Regions from separate parts of the Mus musculus genome. Here region 2 is linked to region 1. Evidence: chromatin contacts called from ENCODE POLR2A ChIA-PET data. All regions are on one chromosome and are shown on one strand. The core of a region is the stretch at or near the end of the contact, and the rest is flanking DNA. Distances in the headings are between cores, read along the strand shown.

Region 1 (2,684 bases), core at 88-2,587:
ACACAAGCCCTGAGAGCCCCCAGGTTGAATACAGCTAGCCTTGGGGGCCCTGGAGAGGTGGTGTGGAGTGTGGGGAATGAGCTCCAAGCTGGGTGTGCCCAGGGATCTCGCTTAGCCGGCACTGCCTATCATGACAGGCAGTCTGTGGCAACAGAGGACTGCAATGAGCCATGGCTAAGGCACTGGGCTCCAAGGTCCCTCCTGTTTATGAAATAGCAGACTTCTGAGGACAGGCCTGCCTTGGACCAACACCCATTAGAAGACTCAAAGAAGGGCTGGCTGAAGCACCAGTGTCAGTTTCCATGAGACAAACTGGAGAGCAGAGCAGATGGCAGTAGCAAGAAGGTACATAAGAGAGCGGTGGCCACTCTGTCCTCCTGTTGTCCCTGGTTAGACTCATGCCCACAAACAGTCACACTTACCGCTTGAAGCCCAGCTCCTTATAGATTTGCTTGCTCTCATCAAGGTAGAGTTCTAGAAAGGAAAGCCACAGCTATGTGCCCCAGGCTTCCTACAGTCTGTCCCCTCCACTTACTGTATCCAGCTCCACCCACCCAAGCCATGAGTAGCAAGGCAGGATTGAATGTCACCACTGCTTAAACGGGAAGGGCAAGAGTCACTGGGACTTTGCCACTAGGTCTGGGCACCAGCCAGGGCACAGGCTGAAGGCAGGGCAGGGAAGAGCTGCATATGCTGACACATGAATATGTTCTTGTTGGGCCTAGAAAGGGAGAGGTCAGCCCAGGCTCTGAGTCCGGGAAGAGTCGCACCTCCTGAGAAGTAACCACCATCCAGAAACTCCTGCAGGCCCAGGGCCTCAGGCCCCACGCCCACCAGGCGCACATCGTGTTGGTCCAGGATGCTCCGGAGGTTGCTGAGGTCCTGGGCGATCCAGCGGCACACCATGCAGCCGAAGCGTCGCAGACCGGCCACCACACAAGCTTTCTCCTGCCATAGGCTCCGCAGCTCCACAGCCTACAGAATGGATCGGTCAGGGGACATGGGCTCACCAACCCCCTATGCCCGGCAGCCTCACATGTCCCGCAGCGTGCTGCTCCAAGATTCGCAGCTGACTGGTCCTCCTGATGGTTCCTCTGTGGACCATGAGCTGTACCCACGCCCAGTACGCGAACTCATAGGACCCCTCAGGACCTCCACTCCAACCCATGTGAGTTGCCAAGGCTCTGGGCCAGGTATTAGGGGAGGCGTTCTCCGCCCTGCGCGAGCCAAATCTCACCTCCCCAGTCACTGCATGTTTCAAGACACACGCTCCTACGCGACCAAGGTCCACCACATTCATGGCCTCCTCCGTCCCTTTCTGCTCCACGGTCCCTTCTCGCAGCCTGGGGAGGCTCACTCTGTCCTGCGCAGCCTCTTCAGCCAGCCTATGCCCCGCCCATAATCCCGCCCCAGTCCTGGTGGGCACCACCTCCAGGGGGTTCAGGTCACATGACTGTGCGCTTGTCTCGCCCCAGGCTCCGCCCCTGATATTAGTATACAGGCACACCCTCTCTCCAAAGAGACAATCACTGCAGATCTCTTTGCCTAAGCCTAGGTTGTTCTCATATGTATAAGCTTATTAGCCAATGGCGTAGCAGGTAAAGCTCAATGGACAGTCTGCAAGCGGTGCGCCTGCGCAGAATGCGTTTGCGTGGCTCTCTAGCGTTTGCGTAGCTCTCCACTAGCATCAGGTGGTCCCTAGTAGTGCAGCAGGGTGGTAGAATTAGAGCCAAAAAGTTGAAACGGGGAATCGAACTCACAAATCACTAGTGTGAGGAACAGTAGGGCAGCCGGCACTTACAGTAGTGAAAGGACCAGCCTTTCCAAGTCTAAGTTCCTGCTTTGCATTTTCGCGAAATCCTATTAACTTCCATCGTAAAGTACCATTTCCTGCTGTGTGGATGTCAGTTTTTAAACTACGGGCTCTCATGTACAACAATCCAAAGGAGATAAACAGGAGCTCGCAGTGGTGTGTCCCTAGGAAGAGTAGAAGGCTCAGGAATCCACGTGTTCTGTCCTTTCCTCACTAAGTAAGCCCTGTGATGCTTTCTAGGGCCATGTTCAAGCATCTGACAGATGTAGAGGCTAGGAAAGGAAGAGAGCCACCACAAGATACCTAGCTGAGGCTGAACAGCCAGGCAGGAAGTTAGGAACCATACATATCACTGTGTCAAAAGGAGAAGCTAGAGAGATGGCTCAGTGGTTAAGAGCACTAGCTGCTCTTGCAGAGGGCCCACGGTTTGGTTCCCAGCATCCCTACAGCGACTCACAATCCTCTGCAAGTCCAGCTTGAGGGCATCTGATGCTCCCTTACGGTCTCTTCAGGCACCAGGCACTCACATTGGGCCCAAACCTATGCAAGCAAGAGTAGGCTGGGGAGGTGACTCGGTAAAATGACAGAGACCTGTAATCCCATGTCCTGGGGGAAGCAAAGGCATGAGAATCAGCAATAGACCTTGTCTCAAGAAATACGATTGAGAGGCACTGAGTAAAACACTCAACCGCTGGACTCCCCGGGCACACACAAGTGCACACAGGTGTGCAAAGGTACATTTTAAAAAAGGAAAGAAAATAAAGTTGCAGAATCAGGAGGAGCTGGTCCTGTAGAGCAACTGGTCCTGGAAGCACCACCAGAAGAAATCCAGAGATGGGGCTTCCTCTGCTTCCTGTTAAGTGTTGAGGGG
Region 2 (2,684 bases), core at 119-2,618, 65 kb after region 1:
CCCGCTTCCCCTTAGTTCACCTGCTTAGGCGATTCATAAATGCCCTCCCTTCCACAGAGCGACCAGGGCCAGGACTGACCCATTCCATTCAAACTATGAGCCTGGTAGGTATGGGCTATTGTCTAAGACAGGGTGTCCGCTTTAAGGCAGGCTATAGGTTAGTCAAGTTCACAGGGCTCTCCAAAGGCAAAACCCATGGAGCAAGAAGTGGGAAGGTGTGTCTACATGTCTTCTGAAGGACAAAGTCATAGATGTGGCTCCCATCCCGACTTGGATCTTTCCCATCTAGAAGTTCATTAGCCACCACCCCCCTCTTATTCCTATCCACTCTGCCAGGGACCACCTGAGGACCCTTCTGTGACCCACGTATAGTAAGCAAGGACAGAGAACCTCATCTGCACTCATTTAGCTTACCACAGGAGCAGCAGAACTTCTACAGATGGGGAGGAGGCCAGTGCCCTTGTGGAGTGTCCTACACACAGGCCGGGCATACTCCACTTACAGGGACTGAAGTTGCTGGGTCACCTCACTCTCAGGAGCCCTGCCACTCTGGAGCAGGCTCTCCCATTCAGAGTACACCCACTCTGTTGGCAGGCACATACAAGGTTGCCTCCTCTCGGAATCAATGTAGATAGATATATGGCAGCTGAGCCTGCGCACTGCCTCAGTCCTGTGCTCCAGGAGCCTGGCAAGTCAGTGAGCAACTGCCTGCAGACAGAACCTTGCAGAGAGCGAGGTATTAAGTTACACGATGGCCCTCTTGGAGGACACAGTGCTCTCTCTCAAGGGACTTAAATCAACAGGAACTCCAGATCACCTCCACTTTGAAGCCCGGTCCCCTCTTCCATGCGCCCTCTCCCTTTCCCTCCTATACTTTGCAAAGATTGCTGTTAAACTGCCGATCTTCCCCAGCTGCAGACGCACGACCCTATTCATATCCCTTCCCCCTGGCTGGGCATTTCTCGAATGTAGGGTCTTTAAAACTACTCCAATTAACATGGGAGTTTTAGAATTGAAGGTCCCACTTCTTTGGGAAACCAGGATGGTGGGTCACCCTAGCAGAAATTACAGCAGCTTGCAGGGCCAGCCTCACAGCAAGGAGATATGAAAGCACGATCGCCAAAATCAACCCAAGTTAGCATCTAGCCAGCTCAGCGAAAGAACAATATTCCAAAAGCTTCATATTGGTAGTTTGGAAAATAACGGCCCTCCCTTCCCAGTCCTGGCCTCTGGGACACTTGCTTGTCTAGGACGGTCGGGTGGCCTGGCCTCCAGCACAGGCGGACGGGGGGCGGAGACTCATTAGCATAATTTATGCACGCGGTCGTTTAGCAGTCAATTATATGCGCATATATTTCCATGGCTGATGAGGCTGGCCGGGCACTTTCAAAATGGCGGAGCGTGGAGCGAGTGGCGGCGGGAGCGGCGGGGACAGTCTGGACAAGAGCATCACGCTGCCCCCCGACGAGATCTTCCGCAACCTGGAGAACGCCAAGCGCTTCGCCATTGATATAGGTAGACACGGACCGGGTACTCAAGAAAGTGGCCGGAGCAGTGGGCGCGGGCGGCCAGCCAGCGGGGGCGGCGGGAAGGACGAAGGGCGGGGGCGCGGGCCATGCGCACAGCCTCACGGGTCGCCGCACAGCCTCTCGGGACTCATAGTGTGCGCGGCGTCAAGGTGCGGGACCGAGCGGGCTGTGGGACTCCAGCTCCCGGTAGGCGCTGCGCGGTTGGAGCGGGGCACGTCGGGCCTCGTAGTCCGCGCAGCGCCGGTGGCTCAGTGGAGGGACGGGCGGGGCGGGTGGCCTCGGGGGTCCTCATCTGCTCAGAGTCCCCCGGGATGAGGCTGGCCATGGCCCCGCGGCGCACTCCGCCGGAGTTCCGGCTTCCCAGTGAGCTGTGGAGACGTTGGGCCTGGACACTTGTCGAGCGCTGCAGCGTGGACCGTGGCTACGGCCGCCGCCTCCTGCGCGCCTAGGAGTTCACCTTCCTGCCGACCCGCTACAGGCCCACCTTAGATCCCCTTCGCGCGTTGGGCAGCCTCATGCCCACTAACAAGTCCTCGGGGGAGGTTCTTTCATCGCCCTGGTGTGCAGATGCGGAGACCAAGGCACAGAAGAAGGCTAGCTTTCTCCGTGGTCTCTCTATTCGTAGATCCAGGATGGGAGCCGGCCAACGCTCCCCCTCCCCCTCCCCCACCCCTACCCCTGTCCCCCAAGCTCTCTGCTCTGCATCCTGTTATTGAGGAGCTTTGTACCCAATTGCTTGCAGGCGTTTCCCCGCGTATCTCTTGATGCCAGCATTGTCAGTGAGGCCCCACACAGCCGGGCAGCATCCGCAGTCTTGGACTTATCTCCGTGAATCAATGGGTGTGCTGCTGGCTCTTAGCCTCCTTGGAAAGCCTAGGTTGTTAAGAGACTGTGAAGAATCTCGTTACTTCTGGAATATTGAATAAGTCCCCCACCCTCTTGCTTTTGGGTTGTCTCTCTGACGTGTTCTTCCTTGGGAGGAATGAGGAATGGAAGAGAAAGTAAAGATGGCCTGCTGGCTTGTCCTGTGTTCCAGCTTTATCAAGGGCTCAGGAGGGTGGTGGAGTGGGCCAAGATTCTACTAGCACCTGAGATAACTCGGTGACTGGCTGTATATTAGTTTAGAAGTGATGAGCTTGCAGCCCCAGCAGAGGG

The links. ChIA-PET counts read pairs that join two places held with the same protein, here RNA polymerase II (POLR2A).
Region 2: POLR2A ChIA-PET joins it to region 1 with 15 read pairs in Patski. The contact joins the promoter of Pank4 here to the promoter of Prxl2b in region 1. POLR2A ChIA-PET finds 5 or more read pairs at or near these places in 2 of 5 experiments (Patski and embryonic stem cell).

Annotation. Positions count from the first base shown.
Region 1 is chr4:154,897,706-154,900,389 of GRCm38, forward strand. It overlaps Prxl2b (peroxiredoxin like 2B), which reads right to left and starts at 1,338. Exons shown (of 7, transcript NM_025582.3): 1 at 1,238-1,338; 2 at 771-975; 3 at 423-474. The coding sequence starts at 1,300. It overlaps Gm52690 (a long non-coding RNA gene), which reads left to right. Exons shown (of 2, transcript XR_003955190.1): 1 at 1-345; 2 at 726-2,684.
Region 2 is chr4:154,962,755-154,965,438 of GRCm38, forward strand. It overlaps Pank4 (pantothenate kinase 4), which reads left to right and starts at 1,369. Exons shown (of 20, transcript NM_001305804.1): 1 at 1,369-1,515. The coding sequence starts at 1,392. It overlaps Gm42363 (a long non-coding RNA gene), which reads left to right and starts at 1,523. Exons shown (of 2, transcript XR_881640.3): 1 at 1,523-1,715; 2 at 2,272-2,559.